2 separate regions of the Mus musculus genome follow, and region 1 is linked to region 2. A link is a loop called in an ENCODE intact Hi-C map of the cell type or tissue named here. Cell type or tissue: gastrocnemius. All regions are shown on one strand. Links, peaks and the distances in the headings refer to the core of each region. The heading gives the core; the rest is flanking DNA.

Region 1 (17,095 bases), core at 4,981-12,980, 1.3 Mb after region 2:
TTGAGTAAGAAAAAACACAATGCCAAAAATTCATCTGCCCCTTGAATTCATGTCCAAAGTGTCATCAGAATAGGAATTAAGGGAAAGGGGTAAAGGGAGGAGATAGTTCCAATTTGGGTTTTTATTGTAATGATTTTAAAGCCTTCAGAAATACTCCACCTAAGAAAAGGCTCTACAACATGAGCAATAATTAACCATTAAGTGTGTTGTCCCCTGTGGCCATCTCCCATCCCTGATCTCCTCCTATCTCCCCTGTATGGGCGTCCTCTAACATGTCGATGGTACTGATAACCTTCATCCCGGCTTCGATTTGGCTGCCCTTTCCAGGACTCCTCGCCTCTCACGTGTTGATAGCCACCTCGACCAGAAGAGCCCCAATCACTTTTGTACTTCCTGCTTCCGTAAGTTTGATTATAAAACTGCTTGGATCTGCCACTTCTCAAAATATTAGATACTTCATTCTCATCTTCTGAACTCTCTTCTTTTGGTCTTTGCAATCTATCCACAGAATTGGCCCCAGGGCTGACCACATCAGCAGCAGTCTTGGGATCTTTTACTTTCTCTGGTTTTTCTTTCAGACTTTGAATGGTCCTCTTAGGCTCAGGTTCAGCAGACCCAGGTTCTCTTTCTCTGTTTAGAATCTGAGTGGGAGGATGACCCTTTCCTTCCACTGCAGAAGAACCTGAAGCCAAGTCTATGTCTGCCTTCCGGGTCTGGGACGACTGCTCCACTCGGCCTTCGTGCTTGCTGCTCACACTCGCTGCAGACAGAGAATGTGCACCTTCAACTCTGGCGTCTGGGAACTCATCTACTGCTGAGACAGAATCGCATTCTTTAGACAGATCTAGATTCTCCAAAGGCAAATCCAATTCTCCTTTATCATCAGGGGGCAGGACAATATTTTGCCTCATTACAGGATTTTCTACGAATCCCTGAAAAGGATACCCATACCAAACATGAGGGAAGAAAGGAGGTGCAATGGGAACAGGACCTAAAAATGGGTTAGGCCCAAAAGACTGTTGTGGGTACATGTTCTTGCCACTAAGTGACTCTTCATATTCAGCATGAAGAAGCTGCCCTGGGTTCTCAGACTCCAGTTCAGGTTGGTAAGACAATTGTCCATGACCTTCAGACACCTGAGATGGAGGGATAACCAGAGGTGATGCAAATGCAGGCGGTCCCATCTCTGCCTGTGGCATCTGACCATTAACACTGGCCTCGGGGTGCAGAGAGTAGTGGGCATCGGTGCAAGGACAGTCACTTTCACTCTGAGCAGGAGGGGCTTCTTGGAACCAAGTATTCTGAGGATACACGGGAACAGGGACCTTTGGGTACATCCTGCAGGCTGCCATATAGGCCTGGTGCAGAGGATATAGGTAAGAATGTGGGGCCCACATAGGACAACTATATGCCTGAAAGACAAAAAAATATCAAAATAGAAATGAGAGGTTAAAAAGCTGTCTTTCTGAAAGTATTTAGGTTAAGCTAAGTCGCTCATGCATATAAAACATCAAACAAGTACAGGATCACAGTGGGGACCAACATGAAAAGAGCTAGAATCCAGTCATCACTTCTTGACCTGGTTTCCCTAGGTTCTGACCTGATACAGATTAAAAGGAAAATGCATCATCATAGCCACTGAGAATTTAGCTACACCCATTCACTAGCCTGCCAAAAAATGCTCAAACAAGACACAGTCTCCAACAGAGCTCATTAACTAGGAGTCCTCAAAGTACTCCAGTACCCAAGGATTAACATATCAGACCTCAAAAAACAACAACAACAAAAACATGCCGGGTGCGTTGTGGCGCACACCTTTAATCTCGGCACTCGGGAGGCAGAGGCAGGCGGATTTCTGAGTTCGAGGCCAGCCTGGTCTACAGAGTGAGTTCCAGGACAGCCAGGACTATACAGAGAAACCCTGTCTCAAAAAAAAAAAAACAAAAAAACAAAAAAACAAAAAACAAAAACATATCAGACCTCTTAACAAAGGATAAAGATGAAAAAGAAATGCTTTAAATCCTTCCTTTGTTGGTATTCAATTAAAAAAACCAAATTATGAAAAAAGTCGAGCATGACCTAGGTAAATGTAACCAGGCAATAGACACAGCGTATGGCTTCCTACGGCTAGCTACAGGATTGATTGGGATACCTGATATTTAATCCATGTTTCTAGAAAAGACAGAAATGAATTCCCGTCAAAGACAGAACACTGACATAACTGTCCTGTGGCCTCTTTCTAAGAAAAGCTTTTTGTTCTTTTAGTCACTTCCCCTGCGCCCCCACTAACTCTGCTATGTTCCCACCTTACAGAAAGAAGCTTTCTATGTTACTTCCGCCAGTCCTCTCTTTTTTTTTTAAGTTTTTAAGATTGATTGATTGATTGATTGATTGATTGATTATATGTGTGTACACTGTTGCTGTCTTCAGACACTCCAGAGGAGGGCATCAGATTTTTGTTAAAAGATGGTTGTGAGCCACCATGTGGTTACTGGGATCTGAACTCGGGACCTTTGGAAGAGCAGTCCATGCTCTTAACCACTGAGCCATCTCACCAGCCCTCCAGCCCTCTCTCAACAGGGGCAGCTTTGCATAACCATGACTAGGAGGCTTCAGAAACACCCAGTAGCTTGTACAGGATACAGACCTAAATGTGCTAGAGCACAACTTCATACTAAGACCTTTCTTCTAACTCCCATCAAGGACATTCCCATGAACAACAGTCCAGGAACTTGGTTTGTCCCTTCGTATATTCCAATGCCAAACTATTATCAATTAAAAGAAAAAGCAAGAGGCAGAGGCAGGCAGATTTCTGAGTTCAAGGCCAACCTGGTCTACAGAGTGAGTTCCAGGACAGTCAGGGCTACAGAGAAACCCTGTCTCAAAAAACCAAAAAAAAAAAAAAGAGAGAGAGAGAGAGAGAAAGAAAAAAGAAAAAGAAAAACGCAAGCAAAAAAAACTAGAACCTGTACCATTACCAAACATAAAAGGTACCATTTAGTAAACCTTAAATTACCAATTAAGAGTTAAATATTTTAAATTTTAACTATTTACAGTGATGAGGTTAACTATAAAAAGATAAGATGTAAATACCTTTACACCGAGATTGAAGAAGAATCGAAGAATATTCTTATCTGAAAAAAAAATTTTTTTTTCATTAAAATTGCATAGTCAAAGCTTTTTCTTTCTGCCAAAATCAACTATTAAAGCTCTAGAGACATTTTCCTGCTATATTGTCTGTGCAGTAAAACACAGAAATAGAAACATAACTAAAAACAGGCGTGACTAGAGGGCAATTTCAAGTCTGCTACATTTTCCTCTGTATTAATATCTAAATCCCCAAATAGCTGAAATTAAGTTCATCTGATTAAAATTCAATCTGGGAGAAATTCAGATAAACATTATACTCTGTTGTGGTTTCAAAAATTACAAAATGAAAACAGTGAAAAATATAAATATCAAATATAAAAATATAAAAATCAAATCAGATATTGGTAGTGCGTACTTATAACCTAGAACTCAGTAGGCTGAAGCCGAGTATAACTCCCGGCCTACAAAATACATTAAAGCTTGGGCTGGATGGCTCAGCGGTTAAAAGCACTGTCCACTGCCCTTCCAGAGGTCCTGAATTCAATCCCAACAACCACATGGTGGCTCACAACCATCTGTAATGGGGTCTGATGCCCTCTTCTGGTGTATCTGAAGACAGCTACAGTGTACTCACACACATAAGATAAATTCTTTAACAAAATAAATTGATTAAAGCTTAGAAATGATTTCAAAGCTGTCAAAGTTATTTATGGAAAGGGAAAGCAAACAAACAAAGCGAGCATGAGAGGCTTGGCTAAGCACAGACCTCACTTCCTACCAAGCCCAAGCTGACACAGGCCGGAACACTCAAATGATACGTCTCTGCTCTTCACCGAGCCCTTTCAATGGCTCTTTCTCACTAACTCTGTGTGCCTGAGGAAACAGGAACTCGAGGCTGGAGAAGGCCTCACCTTTAGGCAGGTCCTCCCCGGTCTGACACAGTGAATAAGGTGGTGCAATGGCTCGATCTCCCTTCTCACTACAAGGAAACCCAGGATAGAGGGGGTCTTGATAGAGGCTCATTGTCTGAGGCAAAGGCATCAAGGGCTGGTTAACTGCCTGAATTGACACAGGAACCGGAGAAGGTGTTAAATGCGCTTGTGACACGGCAGCATCAGGTCCAGTGGTCTGTGTCACTGACAAAATGGGAATCTGAGCAGGGACACCTAAGATAGGGGAAGAAAAAAAAAAACTATAAAAAAAGTCAAAGTTATTTTCATTTAGAAATATCTGTAGTAAACTAACAATACTGCACAACTTATACACACTGTAAAGTAGCGAACAGTAAGCTACCTTAGGTACCTTAGTAACAACCCAGGAAATAAGCTGAGTCAAAGTATTCTAACTATAGTTTCCCCCAATAAAATGTCCTTGTGAGGAGTCCTAAAGGAGCTGTAATAAATAATATTGCCTACAGAGGAAACACAAACTGTGACACCAGTCACTGTTGAGCAACCAAAGACAACAATCTGACAATGGGGGTCACACACCCACAATGATAAAAGCATACCCCAACGAACACCACGCACAGGCCCTGAGCCTTCTAGAACCATGAGAAACACTAAGAACTCCACATTCCTAAGTCTGCTGTGGTCCAGACCTCACTCAAGAACTTGAAACTTCTGATTTGAAAGGCACTGTGAACTGGTTGGAAGTTTTTCCAAATCCTTCTCTAACCTGTTGGTCCGAAAGTTGTAGGTTCACTTGGCCAGGCTGGCACAGTGGCTGGTAAAGAAGGCACCGCAGGAGTGAGATGTACTTCTGGAGAAACTAGAAGGGGAGCTGGATTTGACAAAGGTATATGTTCTGCTGGCTTCTTCAAGAATGGCAGGTAAAAAAGAGAAGAAAAATTCATTTTGCTTTAACACGTTTTAGTAACAAATTTATTTTGAGTGAAGTATAAAAGGCCCTACTATAAATTATTCATGCCAGTCTCAGAGTTCACTTACTGGCCAAGAATACCACATGACACATTTCATATTAACAAATTTGCCTAGCGCCAAGAAACAAGCTTTTAAAGGCAAGTGAAAAAAAAAAAAAAAATCACAGAAGTTCTTGGCTTTTTCCCCCCTAGAAGAATCTTACACAAAAATTTTAAAAATGCACTTAAGTACATTCATTTTGCTAACACAAAGTATATTGAGGAAACAGCATTAGACCAAGAACCAAAATGTCTGCAGATAGTCAAGAGTGTTCATTTACTTGGCAAACTACTAGTCCTTTTAAATGCATATAGAAGAATTCATTAGTGATAATGCACACGACTTCTAGAGATATTTTTAATGTTCTTTTTTATTTTCCAGCTGAACCAGCACAAAAATAAACAAGGATGCCAAACATAAAAGTTAGCAATTGTAAACTTCGCTCAAAATCAAGTCACAGTAATGGCCAGAGAATGGCTAAAAAATGACATTCCAGAATTTTACAACAATCCAGACTAAAAAGAATAAATTAAGAAAATGTTAAGAGCACCCACATTATGTCTGAAATAAATTCTACCATCTACAAAACAGATGTTTTCACATACAGAGTAAAGAAACCGAGATGGTCACCCTTACACCAAGTTCAATAAACTTACTTGTTCTACAGGAGATGGGCACTCTTTCTTTGACTTAGATGGTGATGAAACTCTTGTACATTTATCATCGCTGATCTTTGATCAAAAAGAAAAGTCATACTGTGATTAAGAGACCTCCATTTTGGATAGTTTACTGAGAACCCACTCCCGTTTAATTTGGCCTGTGCATCACTATATCACAGTACCAAGCAGCTTTTATTTGGGGTATGACTTTCAAGAGTGTTAACAGTCTCCTTTACAGATCTCACTCTGTAGAGTGATGAAGATTAAACACTAAGATCCCACATAGTAGTGAATGTCTTTCATCCCAGCACTTGGAAGGCAGAGGTTAAGCAGATCTCTGAGACAGAGACCATCCTGGTCTACAGAGCAAGTTATAGGACAGCCAGAGTTCCACAGAGAAACCCTGTCTTGATAAACAAAAATATAAAACAAAACAACAACAAAAACTAAACACGAAAACCACTGTTTTGCAACTCTTCCTATCAGGCACCTGAAGTAACCTTAGGAAGCAATGGAATGTTAATGGCCTCCACCTTCTTCATCCCAGTTTCCATTTTTCTATTAAATTATAAAATGTCTAAATGCTTTCAATCTCATTACCGAGCCTCTTACACTATCACAACATTAAGGAACAAGAAGCAACTAATATTTAAACCGTTTGGGACTGGTGGGATGGCTCAGCAGCTACAGTACCTGCCACTAAGCCTAGTGGCTTGAGCTCAATCCCTGGGACTCACGTAGCAGGAGATAAAGCTGATCTCTGCTCTCCACATATACACTATGGTGGTCACACACCCATGCATGCGCACGTAATAGGTAAGCAAATGTTTTCAATATATTTAAGACCTTTACCTCCAGTGTGCTTGGCTCCGGTTTTTTATCCACATGAGTATGGCCACGTAGAGAGTCTGCAACAGATCAAGAATTTAAAAAAGGCAGTTGATTTAAATACAGAAATACAAGTACTGTCTTAGCTCATATCAATATTTGTCTCCTATGTCAAATATATGACACCAGATGGACAGCTTAACAATTTTAAGTATCTTTTCCAAATACACCAATCCCTTCTTATCTATAGTAGATGCACCAGCTGATATCTCAAACTTTGTATAAACCCAGTTTTATACTATGAATTTTTCTCTGTATCTATAAATCAGCAGCAACTACTACTGCAGTAAAAAAGAATTCAGATAGTCTGTAATAGAAGTTACATGAATGTAACCTCTTACAAAGACAGTATACTTCTACCTTTTCATTTAAAGAGAGGACTCTAGGACTTCTCTTTCTTCTACTCACATTGCCAGCATCTCTACTCTGCACTATGGAGGCACTGCTAGAACACAGGCACTGCCACGCCCACTCAAGGAGACACTCAAGGTGGCTGACTATAAGAGGCCAGTGGGCAGGCAGCACACACAGCATGGAAACCCTGGCCATCCATCCACATGTGTACAGGAAGCAGCAGGATAGCACAAACATCACCTTGCTACTCAAAACTGCACTCAGTTGGACTCACAGCAAGTATTTCTGGTACTCGTCATTTATAATTTCCAGATCAGTTTACTTGAATACATAAAACTGCAGAAATTAAACTACAAATAAGGCAAGAAATATGTCTGACTTGAAACAGTCAGAGATGTCATGTATCTTCAGTGATAAAGCAGTGTACCTTTGTCCTTTCGTTCCTCTGCGTCTGCTCTCCGCATGCTTCCTTTCCTGTCCCTTGCATGTGAAGACTTCCTTGGGACACACGCATTGCTATTCTGAGAAGGTGACTGACTGACTGATGAACTCTTTAAAATAAAATCATACTGGTATTAAAATTTTACAAATATGTATACAAGCTCTACAAATAACATTCATACTTCTAATCAAAACTCTCCAAGTTTAGAGCCTTATAGTTTTATACTTCAGAATCTACTGGATAGTTAATTACGGCTATCATCTAGAATCCACATTCAATTATATATTCTACTATAATAGTCTACTACTAAATTAAGTATCAGATAATCAGACATTCGGGCTAAATTAATACTTCATTTATCAGTTTCAAGAGATCACACTGACCAAGCTATTATCTTGAAACTGACACAGTAATATCTTTGCTACCAACCCTCCCAAGGTCTGTTGTAATGGGGAAAATCTCAATTATCAGGTGTTACTGAAACGATCCAGTCAAGAGTAAACCATCTGAGCTCTGAACAACACGTATTACTGGGAAAGTGAAGGGACCAGACACAGTAAGTTGGGTTTTTAAGATGAATTATCACCAACGGTTCTCAACTCCTGCTACAGCGCTCTTAATCACACAACAGGAAATAGGCCTAGTCTTCTATTCCAGTTTCTAGTAAAAAACTAAGCCACTATCAGACCCAGCACATCAATGTCAATCTAAAGTGTGCAAGTAGCCCAGTGGCACTGCTTTTGCCATTCGCTAGTTAAGAGAAGTTTGAATAAAGAGTGAATATTAATGTCAGTTTCGCTAAGCAAAGCTATGTGAAAACAACTGAAAATGTGTGAGGGAGCACTGAGCACAGACCGTACTTGCCTCGGGTACCTTTTGCAACCGTCCCCAAGCTCCAGACAGGACTACTCAAATAAGCTCTCAACCTGAGCTTCTCTCTCAGAAAACAGAAAAGTGAACACGTGCAGCTCTGATACTATCTGTGGAATAATGAGGAGCCTTCAACAGCACTCCCCCTTGCTTCAGTCAGGGTTGCCATGCTATACCATTTGCCTAGACTTAAATTGAGAACCCTCACCCACAGGACAATAGTTCTCCTTTCTGATTGCATCCCAAAGTTAAAAGAAATAAAGATGGAGCTATTCCTTTCATCAGACAAGTATCCAGTACAGCCCAGCGACCGACACATGGAACAAGACATGTGCTTCTTGCCCAAAACAGTATGGTGAGCACACTTAAGTGTTTAATGTACAAGTGATCAAACTTTCCTGAGTGCTCAGAAAAACCTTGTAAATGGTCAACTGAGAACTGAGTCTCTCCACTGCAGGATTAGCTTGCAGATCACAAGTCAGTCTGAAAGGAAATACTCGTAACTGTTAGGTGACCAAACCAACCACTGGCTTAGCTGTCAGCAGTTGTCTCAGCAGCATCTCTAGACCAGGATTACGACACGTTCTACCTTTACTTCCCCTCCCTCCTATGTTGGCACGCAATCTTACTATACAAGATGGCCTCTCTTGCTTCTCAAGTGGCTGTGATGACAAGCACACAGAATCAAAGTCGATGTACTAATTAAAGTATTTCCAGTTTGAAAATGTAAGTCCACCACCTGAAATTATGTACTACAAACTGCACTGAGAAAGACTTCTAAACATTAACCTCCCAAGCTCAACATACGTACAGAAAGGGCAGGGAAAGCCTGTTCATCCCGGTTCTGAATCTCATACAGTAAACGAGACTCTTCAATAGCTTGCTTCTCTCTGCGTTCTTCTGGGGAGAGGCCAAAATAGTAAGATTCACGACTCACGTGATCAAAGTCCTCAGCCCTTTCACGGTCAGGTTTTCTGTCAAATAAAACATTCTTTCAGGGGAAAGGCAAATGCACGGAGAACAAAAATGCAATGATCTAGTCTGCATTACAAGCAAACAGCCAACTGAACGAGCTACACCGAGACACTCTAACTTAAGACCGCTGCCTGCCAGGCGTGGTGGCGCACGCCTTTAATCCCAGCACTCGGGAGGCAGAGGCAGGTGGATTTCTGAGTTCGAGGCCAGCCTGGTCTACAAAGTGAGTTCTAGGACAGCCAGGGCTACACAGAGAAACCCTGTCTCGAAAAAGAAAGAAAAGAAAGAAAAGAAAAAAAGAACAAGCATCGTTCCCTCTGTGCTCTCTGTGTGGCTGAGACCAAATGAGATCCTCCCCCAAGAACTTTACTGTGAGTTTCTCAATATATAGATCCCATCTTTATGAAAATATCACAGGTACATTAGAAAGCATTTAATGGAGTCATCTCTTAAGCTTTATTGTGATACAAAATTGAGTTATTTATCACCAGGAATTTTTTTAACAATTACTTAAATATGCCTAGAATAAATTACCTGGGGGGCAGACAAAGTTTTAACCAATACCAGCTACTGAGTCATGTTTAACCAATCTACCTTCTTGTCTCCTGCAGATTATTATTTGGCTCTCCACACTGATGAGAAACCCTGACAAAACTAACAAGAAGTTTGCAACACTTGGAACAAAATATTCAGAAATAAAGGCTTATTCCTGTGTATTGTAGTATTACTGTGTACTGTTTGAAGTTCTGTCAACATTTCTTTTCAACACTACATTATAAACAAGTATGACCTAGAACGTGTAACTAAAAAGATGAATTATAATGAAGGACATGCAGCAACGTGCTTCTCTTCAATTCAGGGAGGTTACCTTGTGATCTGTGAGGGCATCCTACTTAGATTCTTATGCTCACTGGAGGATTTCTGAGACTGGGACCCTGTAGAATGACTGGAGAATGCATGCTGTCTTACACCCGATGAAGGATGCTGGAGTCGAGGAGGTAGTGCAGATGGGGCTTTGATTGGCTTGTTTAGATTCTTTGGCCCTCTGTAATCTGTATCTGTGGAAAATAGAAAGAGACCTCACAATTTCCCTGACGTAAACAACTCCAAGAACTACTATCATAATCCTAAAGACAACTTTGATGTGAACTTACCTGAATGGAAATTTTGCCCAGAATTAGGTTTTTTCATCTTCTTTCCTGACACCGTGTTCCAGCTTTCTGGGGGAGGTGGCTTGAGGTTCTTCGGTGTATGTCTTCAAAATAAACAAAAGTATTTGCTAGTAACTCAACTGGAGAGGCAGACAACTCAGCAGTCAGAAACACTGACTACCCTTCTAGGGGACCTGTCTAATTCTCAGAACCATGAAGTGGTTCATCACCACCCTAACTCCAGTACCAGAGGATCCAATGTTCTGGCCTCCTCAGGCATGATACATGCATGCACTACATGATACATGCAGCCAAAACACTCATACACATCAAATAAGTAAATCTAAAACAATCAGTTTAAAAGAACACTAAAACAAATACCCTGCATAGATACTCTGCTGTCAACTTACACAAGATTTGCTAATTTAAACTAGGCATACTGACATATACTTTTAATCTCTGAATTCAGAGGCCAGCCTGATCTATAAAGTAAGTTCTAGGACAGCCAGAGCTGTAGAGAAATCTTGCCTCAAAAAATACATACACACATACATACATACATACATACATACACACACACACACACACACACACACACACACATGCAGGCAAATAGAAGTGCTAATTTTAATTTTTTCCCTAGACAGGGTCTCACTATATACTCTTGGCCAGCCTGAAAGTTTCGATATATCCCAGACTAGATCCTCCTGCCCCTGTATCCCAAGTGCTAGGATTAAAAGGCACGTACCACCACACCTTTAGTTCTTACACTAAAAATAAATTAGAAAAACTAGACATAGATGTCATTCAGTGAATATTTGCTTATTATATTACCATGTGCAAGACACTGGGTTCAATCCCCAACACCATTAAAAAAAAAGTTTTAAATAAACATTAAAACTGAAGTATAACCAGCATTAGCAATCCAAACTTCTAGCATTAACTTTAAAAATGAAATAATACAAGGCCTTAAATAAAAATTAAGTAACAAATTAAGGAGCAATTTCTTTTCTGCTATTCTCCTAATGGCACTATAGTTAAGGCAACAAGAGAGAACCTTACTGTTAGAGATACTTGTAAACATCACAGGATAGGACAGGATAGGACAGGACAGGACAGGATAATACAGTACAGTAAAATATCCATACTTGATATAAAACATGTAAATTTTTTCCTATTAAAGGATATGGTAAAAGCCAGGCATAGTGGCACATGAGATGTTGCTTCAAAACAAACAAACAAAAAGCTGATTAAAATTATTACGTAAGTGCCGGGTGCGGCGGCACATGCCTGTAATCCCAGCACTCTGGAGGGAAAGGTGGGAGGATCTGAGTCTGAGATCAGCCTAGACTATATAGTGAGTTCCAAGACAGCCAGAACTACCCAGAGAAACCCTGTATCAAAAACAAGAAAATTAAAAATTAAAAAAAGTCAAGCAAACAGATAATATAAAGTATAGTGAAGAAATGATCTGTGTTGCTACAAGTGGGTGTTGGTTATATTGGAGTTCACTGCACTACTCAACTTACAGTCACATATATTTAAATTTGTTTTCTTAGTACAGGTCAAGGTGTGATTTATTACATTTTCCTTTAGTAAGCTAACACCAGTAACTCAAACAAAAGGTGCATTAAAATGGCACCGCGATAAGTCAGCAGTATTTTCTATACTACATGACAATACTGACATTTTTTAAAACAGAGTCTCACTTTGTAGCCTAGTTCCTCTGGAACTCCCTCTGTAGACCAGGTTGGCCTGAGAAATCTACCTGCCTCCCAAGTGCTGCAGTTTGAGGTACCCGCATACGCAGACACTGACACACTACTTATTGCAGAGTGCTCAGAACTGAGAAAACAGAAAGAAACGCAGTGCCTGTTCTCTCTCCAAAGTCCCCATTTAATAACCGCATAATTCCAGCTGCACCTGTGGACAATGTGTTGTAAACTGTAGGCAGTAAAACTAGCATTTGTAAAATATACCAGAGTGAGCAAAACATTTTATCTAAATTCAAATACTCTTCTTTTTCTAGGGGAGTGCATGCTTCTCCCAAAAATGTCTATGGCATAGTCTCTCAATGAACTCGCAGCTCATTTTACATAGGCTAGGAGCACCTGGGACCCACCCACTTCTGATCCCCAACACTCAAGTGGCAGGTCACACAGCCTTGCCTGTTCTTTATGTAGATGTTAGAGATGTAAAAACTCAGTTCCTGGATTTTGTTATTGGGAAAAGGAAGGGAAGACTGGGATGTGGTCTATGTATCCCTGGCTATCCTAGACTTCTATGTAGACCATACTATGCTGGCCTTGTACTCAAGTCATCTGCCCTCATTATAATCGGCCCAGCTTTATAAGCAGTTCCTTTGCACCAGGTTGCAGTAGCTCACACCTTTAATTCCAGCACTCAGGAGTTTGAGGTCAGCCTAGTCTATAAATTGAGTACCAGGACAGTCAGAGCTACCCACAGAAATCGTTTCTCAAAAAAACAAAATAGGTAAAGAGATAGAGAAATATCAGTTCCTTTGCAAGTCAATTCCACCACCCCTCATGATTTTTCTAAAGATCTAACCTATTAAATTTTTATATACAGGTAATACATTTTATTGAAATTCTAAATACAGAGGCATCTAGAAGTAATCAATTTGTAACAGGCTAAATCTAAGGTAGCAAACACCTTAGCTAAAGAATACGTACTTTTTCCCCAGTTCTTCAGACAAAACCAGTCCATTCTCAGAGTGAACCCCATGAATGTCTGCATTAGATAATTTCCCATTATGATCCAATCTAACCTGCTGAACACCAGAAAGAAACATCAGACACCTGATAATGTAAACATTTATCAGGAAAGAGAAATAAGTACAAAAGAGCTTCAACAGAATCTGTATCCCTAAGGCACCGTATCTCTCTACCTAAAAGACTGTTTTTTCTGTCCAATGTTTGGACGTGTTATTAATAAATATGTCAAGCGGCAGCAAAACCCATCCAACTGTAAGCAACGCATACACCAGCAGCTGTCTATCAACCCACCCTGGCTTTGCATCTCCACGCCTGTCTTCTACAGCAAGCAACAACCGTGGACAATTTACTTACCTTGTCTGCTCATATGCAAATTGGAGCTAACAACAGAAAATAATATAACAGAGAACTCCTAGAGATGCAATGGAGAGATATATCATACAGGGACAGCAGTCTACATAGCAGCCACTCTACAAATGAGGGTACCGTTATTACTACTATCTTTCTGTTTTTATACTACAACTATGTAATAATGCTCCTTAAAAAGGGATGCTTCTACTGTTCCTTACCAACCCCACTAATAACTGACTGAACTGTGTGGCTATGGATGCCTTCAAGTTTCTTCTAGGCAAACTGCACACACTAACAGCGTGCACAGCCAATGGCTGCATCAGTAAGGCAGCACAGTAAACGCAGCTCTGCTCTACAAAGAGACTCCCTTTTGTCCAAGTGTTACTATCAGAGTTACCTGATATCACCTGAGCTGACATCTCATTCCTCATTAATTGCTTTTTCTCAAGAAAGTTTTACAATAAAAATGGTTTTTAAAGAGTAACTTAAAAGTTCTTAAATTTTTACGTGTAGGTTTCTTCTGCCACCTGTGGAGTGCTCAGTTGTCAGAAAAGGGCACCAAATCATTTGGAGCTGGAGAACTCAGTTTTAAACCTCCTGATACGGGTACTAGGAACCAAGTCTAGATTCCCTGAAAGAGCAAAAGGACTCTGCTGAGCCATCCTGCCAGCCTTTTTGTTTTGTTTTGTTTTTGAGACAGTGTCTCACTGTATAGTCCTAGCTAGCCTGGAACTCTATGTAGACCAAGCAGACTGGCCATGAACGTACAAAAACCCACTTGCCTCTGTCACCCCAAGCCCTGAGGTTAAAGATATGCATTACCACATTTAGCTTCACTAGCCTTTTTTTAAACAGCTATTTCTACCAAAAAGTTTAAAATATATCCTACATACATGAGTAAGCAAGTCACCTGTGTATCATTCCAGTTGCTTAAGATTTCAGGTAAACTGTATTCAAATAAAATGGACAAAGGTCCAGAATTCAGAAGGCAGAGGCAGGCAGATCTGTGTGACCTCCAGACCAGTCTGGTCTACATAGTTCCAGGCCAGCCTGAACTATACAGTGAGACACTGTCTCAAAAACAAAACAATTAACAATAAAACTGTGGCTCTACAAATGTGTAAATTTCAGCATTAAGATGAGTCTTTTTACTTGTATGATTGAATTCTGAAATTCAAATTATAACTATGGTCAAATTTTAGTTGACTGTTCCTTTGGAAATTATCAGAAAATTTAAGATTCAATTCAGGTCACTTTCTCACTTGGTAGACATCACTTACGTGGCATTTATCTCCAACTTCATACTGTAAGCCAGCAGCAATGGAATAATCACGTTTTTGTTGAGCTGTTAGTTTAAAAAAATTCATTAGAATATACTGTAAAATTTCATTATCTTCAAGTGCTACAAGGCAATCTTTCAGAAGATTTAGGTTTAACTCACCTTGTTTAGACTTCAACCAAATTTCATACTCCACATTTCTATAGACTGCTGGGTTGAGTGACTTAAGAACCTTTCTGGACAAAGGAAGGTCAGCTGAGTTCCCATTGTTCTTAGGGTTCTAAATAAACAACGTCAGAAGTCCAATCAACACAGAAATGCTTTTAAAACACTGTTTCAAATATGCACAAAAGCAAACAACACAAAATCTTAAAAATAAAACAGGAAGCAGCAAATCAGTTTCTTACTAGCAAAGCAACCCTGACTACAGAAGAGGACCATCAAAAATCACAGGTTCTTTACATATAAAAAAGTTAAAAATCATAAAAAATTAAAAATACCTCACTGCCTGAGGGTTTAAATCCATTCACATCAGTAGCAGCAGTACTTTTACTCCTATAAAGGAACAGAACCATAATTAGAAAATGAATATTTGCATGTAATCAACTTTTTTTTTTTTTTTTTTTTTTTGGTTTTTTTTTTTTTTTCGAGACAGGGTTTCTCTTTATAGCCCTGGCTGTCCTGGAACTCACTCTGTAGACCAGGCTGGCCTCGAACTCAGAAATTCGCCTGCCTCTGCCTCCCGAGTGCTGGGATTAAAGGCGTGCGCCACCACGCCCGGCTGTAATCAACTTTTAACAACCTCAACTACATGCCAAAAGCATTAGGCTATACTAATCTCTTAAGTTTTACTAAATTTAAGTATATATCTATCTATCTAGATATATAGACTATATGTATACATCTACGTTTTACTATATGTAAGTGTATTTTATGTATATAATATACATATATGCACATATAAAATCAGGCTTAATACTAGTAATTCTTACTGATTTAGTAAACAAAAAACAGAAATGGTGGTGGCAGGTTGCAGTATTTGAATGGATGAAACAACAATTTACAAAAGATTCAATATCAAATTTTAAAAAGTGTTACAAAGCTTTTAAAAGAATCGGTACAATCAAATTATAACATTTATAATAAAGCCAAATACCTCAACTGTAGAAATGTCAGGAGTCATAACCACCTTTGTGTAAAAAACACTTCCTAATCTTCAATACAATCAAGAACCATCATTAGCCCACTTTTCAGTCACTGACTCTACAAGTGCATTGCCTACTATGTGCTGCACATTATGTATTAATAGACTGCTAAGCAGTGAGAGACAAAAGCTGCCCATAGAATCTAGTAAGGAAAACACAAATTAGGCAGGTACCCAGTACAATAAGAACTAAGTCCTACAAAAAACAAAAGGTAGCAAGCACAGCAGCAAAAAGCAGTAGGGAAGGCCTTGCCAAGGTACCTTTGAATTAAAAAAAAAAAAAAAAAAAAGGTAACAACACAGAGGAGAGCAGAGAAGAGCAGACACAAAGACCACAAGGTGGCCAAGAAGCTGATGGGACTCAAGATGAAAGAGGTTCTACTTAGCCCCTAGAGTATCTATCCTACAACTCCTCTTTAAGAAATCCACCTCTATGTTTCAAAATAACCTCCAAATGTTCACTAAAGGGAGCAAGAGCTTGGAGTCTAGACTGAAAAACAACAACAACAAAATCACTCATCATTTCAAGTACACTCAAGACCCACCAGATATGAATGTGAAAATAAGAATATATTACACATCTTCCCTCCTAATGACCACACTAACTTAATCTATCTTGAAACGGTTATTCAGTGTTTGTCCTCTCTTAAAAATTATGTGACAAAAAAGGGTTTGTTGCATCTTTCTTTTTTACCCCCTCCTTCCAATACGGCAGACTCAGACGTGGGACTTCCCACATGCTGAGCAAGTACTCAATCTTTGGGCTATTCAGCTAAAGCAATTTTATTACAGTAAAAGGTAAGCTACATTTCAAGGTCAGTGTAAAAGAGAAGCCAAGCACAGTAACACACTCTTCCTACCACTATCTGCTCCCGTCAGGTAAGTGTCTCCGGCTTACCAGTCCTGTGTCCAGAGTCATACCCTGGATTTGTTTCTATAATAGGACAAACATCTACAGCATTCAAAACACAGTGTGGGTAGCAAATTAAAATAACTTAGCCACCCCCTGACATCTGGATCAGGTCATGTATCTGGAAAGAAGAGAGGCAATTTCTATTTGTGCATAATTAATCAACACATATTAGGACAAAATTCACAACAACAAACACTGTAGAAGCATAAATAATGGTCAGATCCTCAGTCCAAATCAGAAAATTGTAATTCAACAAATTCCT
Region 2 (8,000 bases), core at 1-8,000:
ATCTGTAACTTGTGCTTCTAATTTCTCAGATCACAAACCTAGAAGCAAGGAACTCCATCCTTTCTCTTATGTTGATTAATATCACTAGTCCCTTGAATTCTATCTTTAAAAATACTGCAGAGATGGCTCAGTGGTTAAAAGCTGCTCTTTCAGAGGTCCTGAGTTCAATCCCCAGCAACCACATGGTGGCTCACAACCATCTATATTGGAATCTGATGACCTCTTCTGGCACACAGGTGTAAGGTATAAAGATAGATAGAGCTCTCATACATAAAAATAAATAATTTTTTTTTAAAGAATAATTCTTAGATGTCATTTTTCTGTCTCTACCATTTGTGAGATCAAATCTGTACTGTTACAATAGTCTGGTTAGTCATATGTAAATATATTCCAAGAACAGGTATAACAACATTCAAGTAGGAAACAGGCCAGGAACAGTGAAATGACATGGGCTACACTATATAAGCAGCTTCTGAGAGGAAGATGGCCCTCAGCCCCAGGGGTCTCTTGATACTTGAATCTGGTTTTTCTGCCTCAGAATTTTCAAAAGAATGCTCAAGTCAAATTATCTGTATAAAATGTCCTATCTATAAAACAGTAGGCCAAATAAGACTGAAAGCTGGAGTCCTCAAGCTGCCTTGGAAAGTGAAAGTTGGTTTTATATTATATTCCATAATTTATGGTTAACTCATTTTGTTGCTTTTCAGAATATTGCCTGGTTGTTGTTGTTGTCGTTGTTGTTGTTGTTGTTGTTGTTGTTTTAGTGAGGGTTTTTGAGGGAATGGGGGTTGGTTTTGGTTTTTCTTTTAAAAAAAAAAAAGATTTATTTATTTATTTTTATGTATATGAGTACACTGAGTACAGATGGTTGTGAGCCATCATGTGGTTGCTGGGAATTGAACTTAGGGCCTCTGCTTGTTCCGGCCCTGCTCGCCCAGGCCCAAAGATTCATTCACTATTATATGTAAGTACACTGTAGCTTCTGACACTCCAGAAGGGGGCATCAGGTCTCATTACAAATGGTTGAGAGCCACTGTGTGGTTGCTGGGAATTGAACTCAGGACCTTCAGAAGAGCAGTCAGTGCTCTTAACCATCTCTCCAGCCCAGTTTTGGTTTTTCAGGGCAGGGTTTCTCTGTATAACCCTGGTGGTCCTGGCTGACCTCAAACTCACAGAGATCCGCCTGCCTCTGCCTTCCAAGTGCTGGAATTAAAGGCCTGCACCACCACCCAGCTACCTGCCTGTTTTAATGTAATGTTATGGTTTTAAAGCTGTGTGAATTTCTTTGAGCTGTAGGAATAAATGGCCTTACTTACAAACACTGGAATCCAAAGTATTAGATGAAAGAACACAATCCCTGTAAGACTGAAATACACAAAGGACGGCCACTGTTGAAACTGAAGTACATCCCAAAGTGCATTATAACATCTAGAGCATACATAGTGCAAATAGCAGTAACACTGCCTGATGAGTCTTGGACAGTTGACAGCTTTCCTAACTTCTTCCAAATCACAGGCAGAAGGCATATCGGTCCATAACACTCTCAGTACCTAACACCTTACTTTCTAGCTATAGAGTAAGCACTCAGGTATTTGTCTCATGAATGACTTCTGTCTGGGCTGCTGTTAAAAACAAATCACAACAACAGAAAAAAAAAAGAAAAAAAAAAAACCTTAGACTGGCTAATTTATAAGCAGACGTACAATTCTTATAGTTCTGATGGTTGAAAATCTGAGCTCAAGACACCATAGAACTTCTCTCATGTTCTTGAATAGTGGAAGGTGCAGGGTCAGTCATCCTTAGCACCTTTATCGGAGTACTAATCCCAGTCATATGGGCCTTGGTCATGGCACTGTACCTCCCGGGGGCCTCATTTCTCGATTCAGGATTAGATTTCAGCACATGAGTGTAAGGTAGAATGGAGACTTATAAAATGAGAAGCTTGAAGAAGACACACCAGGAAAGGCAAATAAGATGATTGTTAATAGTAAAGACACATTGTGAGTGTACATTACTCCTCCTTCCATTAAATTCTCTCTTTAAAGTGAGGTGAAGGTCCTGGCCTTGCATGCACTTGGTCTACTCTGACATGAGTCCAAAGAGCCAAGTGGAAATGCCCACACTACCTCATTTCCATTTAAACAAAAATAAATTGTTGGGGTTTCTTAACTCACTAGTATTTTTAATTTAATAATATCTCAGATCTTTTATTTGGGGGGAGGGTAGGAGGAGACTCTAGTCTACCCCAGGCTGGCTTAGATCTCACTTTCTGATTCAGGCTATTCTCTAATTTATAGCAGCCCTCCTTCCTTGGGCTCATAAGTAAGATTACAAGTGAGCCACCATGCCCTACTCTTACCTTTCCATCTTACAGTGTCCTCGTACCTCCATGGTATTCTGTGTTGTCAGGACTACAGTGTACCTTTCTTTCCTTTACCGGTGGCAGGTTACACTTTTTTTAAATTTTCCCATATCATAAACAATGCTTGGGTATACATTTAGGGGAGGAGGTTGCAGTGCTAGGATCAAACCCAAGGCATACACCAGGCAAGAGTTCTACCTCTAAGGTATCATCCCAGCATGAGAATACAACATACTGCTATAGGCTTTATTTTGCTTTTTTTCTTCCTTCAGACAGTCTTACTATGTATCCTTTTCTGGACTCTACATTAACAGAGATCTGCCTCTGCCTCTCTGCCTCCCAAGTGCTGTAATTAAAGTAGCATGTACCACCATACTAAGCTTGCGTTTACCTTCTGAGACAGCATCTCCTGCATCACAGACTGCCCACCCCCGAACTTGATAGTAGCCAAGGATGACCTTTAGTTTCTGATCCTCATCTCAAGAGCTGGAATCTGTAGCAGTGTCAACTTTCAAAGTGTTGATGATCCCTCGCAAAGCTCTGTACATGGCCAACCAAAAAGCACTACCAGCTCAGCTCAGTACCTGCCCCGACGTGGATGTACTCTTCAGAAATACATGTGTCTTCCTTAGTCTCTGTATAATGCCTACAGATTTTTCTGAAAAGCAGCCCTGCAATAGTTGGAAGATAGCAACTGTGCCAGTGACTTGGAACCATTACTGTTATGGTGAGAAGTCAGGAAAAAAGAAAACAAAATTTGTGTAGAGGATGGAGGGCACCTAGATAACAGCAGTTAGTGTACATTGTACTTGGGATCCTCATACTTTTTAAAACATTTAAATCTTAAAACAACAAAAAAAAGTTGTGCATTACTAGAAACCCAACACTTGGGGGCCTACAACAGAATATTGCCACAAGTTTAAGGCTAGCTTGGGCAACACTGTGAGACCCTGTCCTGAAAGACTGACAAAGACGGTACTCCAGCCCTAAGGTAAATGGCTGGGCAGTGCTGATGTCGTGGTGGTGTTCTCTCGGTCACCGGCTTATGTCGTCGGTATTTATGTTTGCGTTTGTACAGTCATTGAGATGAGATGGCTCAGAGGTATATTCTCCACAACTCTGGCAACCTAAGCTCACTCCTCAGATCCCACACACATATATACATGCTCACACATTAATAATAAACTTTTTAGAAGGATGCAAATTGCTCCTTGTGTTAATAATTGATGGAGGGTACAGCCATGATGAGTATTTCCAATGTTAGATTCCCCCAACTAATGAATCATGAATTGAGATTTTTTTAAGCCTTCAGAAACCTAAGAATTTTCCTTACTCTTTTATTAGTATGTAATCCATCTAAATAGATTGCTTCACCAGGTTTCATAAACATGTAGCCTGGCTGCTTTCCAAAGAGTTGTACTGGTCTTCAGTGTGCTATATATCTAGCTTTAGAAAGCGGCTCCATCAGAACCCAGATTCCTTTGTCTTTTTTCCATTGAAGTGACTTGATATTTACTAAAGGAAATAGACGGTAATGTAAACCAGATCATTAGAATATTTGCATACTCAGTGTCTGTTATGATCGGAGGTTTCCTTGTGTTGCCATTGTGTATACGATTTTGAAAGAAGTATAGGAGCCTGCTTCAGGGTTCAGATTGTAGCCTCTTTAAATGGCGTCTTTCATATTACATTGCTTTCCAAAAAGCGAAATCTTCGTTGATACTCAGACATCAGATGTCTGATTTTTAAACTCCTCTTATAACATTTACTGTTGAACAAGTTTTTGATATCCCTATATCAAGCGTCCATTAGAAATTTGGCATTTATGAGAAGTGATCATTTATCATAAAGTCTTATGGGAATATATTGCTTACAAGACCAGAAAGTGCTTCAAGACAGGCCACAGTTACATTCATTGCTGTATATTTCTTTTTACTAGAAGCTCAGTAGTAAATACTGAGTCACAAACTGAATGGTTACTTATTGTAACTCTTGCTACTCCTAACTAATGTTGAAAGTATTTTAAATACTGATAATTGTGTTTTGTTTTGGTTTTTTTCAGAATGATTGACTGGCTGTCCTGGCCATTGGCTCAGCATGTAGATACGTGGGTAATTGCTCTCCTGAAAGGACTGGCAGCTGTTCAGAAGTTTACTATTTTGATAGATGTTACTTTGCTGAAAATAGAACTGGTGAGTAGAAGTAGATGAGCCCATTGGAGTGCATACAATTCTGAGTATGTTCCTAGTTTTGGTTTTGTTTTAAATAGGTTTTGGGGGCAAAGCCAGTGAGACAGAGATAGTCATTTGAAACTAGTTTGCAGTTTTCAAACAGTTTTCATTCACTTTAGTTGTTTCTCTGTTCTTGTTAGTGTTGGTTTGATGATGTTTGTTTTCCATCTTCTGGTTTTTAGAGACAGTCTCACTATGGAGCCCAGACTGACCTCAAACTCACAATCCTCCTGTCTTAACCACACAAATAGAAAGGCACCATGCTTGGCTCCAAATGCAAAATGTCAGACTTCTAGCACTACGCCCCACCTAACTGCCTTGAGACTCTGCATTCTGTGTTGCTAACCCAGGACACAATTGATCACAATTTTTGTTTTGAGTTTTGGTTTTTCCCAGTGCTAGGAATCCAGCCCAGAGTTAGGCACCCCTGATCTACATCCTCAGCCAAGTCACTCCCTCATTAAAACACTGTCTTTGTTTAATTCCCAGGACATTATGCCCTCTTGACTCTTGTCTTTTGCTGACATTATCAGGCTCTGCTCTAACTGATCTTTGGTCCACTTTCTTCTTTTTTTTTTTTTTTTTTTTTGATTGTTACTATGAATAATGATAAATCAAAACATGTACTGGACTTAGAAGATAGCTCAGCAGCTAAGAGAATGTACTGGTCCTGAAGACTACCAGAGCAATGTTCCCAACATACTACCAGGGTGGTTCACAACCTCCTGAAATAACAGATACATTGGCCCTGCTCTCACATATACATACCACCACATAGAAAAGCACAAGGGGTCCCATTTTTTTTTCCATTTTTTATTAGGTATTTAGCTCATTTACATTTCCAATGCTATACCAAAAGTCCCCCATACCCACCCACTCCCACTCCCCTACCCACCCACTCCCCCTTTTTGGCCCTGGCGTTCCCCTGTACTGGGGCATATAAAGTTTGCGTGTCCAATGGGCCTCTCTTTCCAGTGATGGCCGACTAGGCCATCTTTTGATACATATGCAGCTAGAGTCAAGAGCTCCGGGGTACTGGTTAGTTCATAATGTTGTTCCACCTATAGGGTTGCAGATCCCTTTAGCTCCTTGGGTACTTTCTCTAGCTCCTTCATTGGGAGCCCTGTGATCCATCCATTAACTGACTGTGAGCATCCACTTCTGTGTTTGCTAGGCCCCGGCATAGTCTCACAAGAGACAGCTACATCTGGGTCCTTTCGATAAAATCTTGCTAGTGTATGCAATGGTGTCAGCGTTTGGATGCTGATTATGGGGTGGATCCCTGGATATGGCAGTCTCTACATGGTCCATCCTTTTATCTCAGCTCCAAACTTTGTCTCTGTAACTCCTTCCATGGGTGTTTTGTTCCCACTTCTAAGGAGGGGCACAGTGTCCACACTTCAATCTTCATTCTTCTTGAGTTTCATGTGTTTAGCAAATTGTATCTTATATCTTGGGTATCCTAGGTTTTGGGCTAAAATCCACTTATCAGTGAGTACATATTGTGTGAGTTCCTTTGTGAATGTGTTACCTCACTCAGGATGATGCCCTCCAGGTCCATCCATTTGGCTAGGAATTTCATAAATTCATTCTTTTTAATAGCTGAGTAGTACTCCATTGTGTAGATGTACCACATTTTCTGTATCCATTCCTCTGTTGAGGGGCATCTGGGTTCTTTCCAGCTTCTGGCTATTATAAATAAGGCTGCTATGAACATAGTGGAGCATGTGTCCTTCTTACCAGTTGGGGCATCTTCTGGATATATGCCCAGGAGAGGTATTGCTGGATCCTCTGGTAGTACTATGTCCAATTTTCTGAGGAACCGCCAGACTGATTTCCAGAGTGGTTGTACAAGCCTGCAAGCCCACCAACAATGGAGGAGTGTTCCTCTTTCTCCACATCCACGCCAGCATCTGCTGTCACCTGAATTTTTGATCTTAGCCATTCCCACTTTCTTCTTAATCCAAACTTACTGCAAGTGTTCTATACCATACAGTAACCATAGATGCTACATGGACTTAAATAAGGTGTCCAACTTAAGGCATAACAGATTTATATTTGAGTTCACTATTTGCCCTTGAATTAGGTATTCATTTTGTCTTAGTTACTATTGTATTGCTGCAAAGAGACACCATGACTATGGTGATTTGAATAGAATGGCTCCCATAGACTCACATGTGTATGCTTGGCCCAGGGAGTGGCACTATTAGAAGGTGTGGCCTTGTTAGAGGAAGTGTGTGCTGGAGGGGAGGGGGCTTTGAGGTCTCCTATGCTGATGCTCTGCCCAGACACAGTTCCCTTCTGCTGTCTGCAGATGAAGATGTAGAACTCTCAGCTCCAGTATCATATCTTCCTGGTCTCTGTTCCCGCCATTACAAACCAGCCCCAATTAAATGTTTGGTTTTGTTTTAATAAGAGTTGCTTCATGGTGCTGGAGAGGTGCCTCAGCGGTTAGGAACACTGACTGTTCTTCCAGAGGTCCTGAGTTCAATTCCCAGCACGTGGTAGCTCACAACCATCTGTAATGGACCAGATGCCTTCTTCTGGTGTGTCTGAATTCAGCTATAATGTAATTATATACATAAAATAAATAATTCTTTAAAAAAGAGAGAGAGTTGCTTCAATCATGGTGTCTGTTCACAACAATGAAGTCCTAACTAAGGCAGTGACCAAGAAAAGCTCTTATAATAGAAAGCATTTAATTGGGGCTGGCTTACAATTTCAGAGGATTGGCCCATGATCCTCCTGGCTGGAAGCAGACAGGCATTAACTCTGGAGCAGTAGTTGAGAGCTTTGCATCCTGATCCTCAGACAGCAGGCAGACAGAACCTGGACTTGGCATGGAAACCTCAAAGCCCACCCCCAGTGACACACCTCCTAGTCCTTCTAATCCTCAAATAGCTCTACTCCCTGCTGACTACACATTCAAATATGGCTTTGGGGGCCACTCTTAACTCAAACCATCACACATTGATTCAGTTATCTAAACTCAGATCTTTCTCTTTTGCTTTTCTTAAGGGGAAGGGGGACAAGTGGAGATAATTTAGATTTTGTTTGTGCTTTTTTCCATAAAAAGAGTTATTACAGCAAAAGAAAGATAGAATACATTACAAAGACACATGTTCTGACTAACTCAGGAAGTGAGTAGCCTATACTCGAAAATGCTAAATTCATATAAATCCACACTCTCACTACTGATTTTTACTCCCAAACCTGGTGCTCTCCCTCTTGATAAATAGCTATCTTCAATAGCTTCCACTCACTTGGGCCCTAGTCTTTGGAGCAACCCTTCTCTTTTTACTGTCTATAAAATACTGTCTGTCCTATAAAATTTACTAACTTTAAATGCCCAGAATCCTACTACTCCTTTAACCCACTACATCCCTGTTGCTGGTGTAAAGTCATCA

Evidence for each region. A loop is a pair of places that touch in the nucleus more often than their neighbours do. Peaks named below come from ENCODE experiments on the same cell type or tissue, not always from the same donor. Only the 100,000 strongest peaks of a DNase experiment are listed, where the experiment ranks them.
Region 1: a loop joins it to region 2, with 4 times the contacts of the local background. A loop is called at or near these places in 1 of 42 quality-filtered maps.

What each region holds. Positions count from the first base shown.
Region 1 is chr8:79,657,085-79,674,179 of GRCm38, reverse strand. It overlaps Otud4 (OTU domain containing 4), which reads right to left. Exons shown (of 21, transcript NM_001256033.1): 8 at 15,217-15,271; 9 at 14,879-14,996; 10 at 14,718-14,782; 11 at 13,045-13,142; 12 at 10,355-10,455; 13 at 10,069-10,258; 14 at 9,037-9,199; 15 at 7,341-7,464; 16 at 6,524-6,579; 17 at 5,669-5,743; 18 at 4,768-4,906; 19 at 4,002-4,256; 20 at 3,094-3,134; 21 at 1-1,412. The coding sequence ends at 198. Among named protein-coding and RNA genes, the nearest start is that of Gm51579, 26 kb to the right of the region's middle. In gastrocnemius, for the core only: no CTCF peak of the experiment used is centred there; no DNase peak of the experiment used is centred there.
Region 2 is chr8:81,001,886-81,009,885 of GRCm38, reverse strand. It overlaps Usp38 (ubiquitin specific peptidase 38), which reads left to right. Exons shown (of 10, transcript NM_027554.2): 3 at 4,425-4,554. Among named protein-coding and RNA genes, the nearest start is that of Usp38, 9.0 kb to the left of the region's middle. In gastrocnemius, for the core only: no CTCF peak of the experiment used is centred there; no DNase peak of the experiment used is centred there; H3K27ac peaks cover 4,337 bases.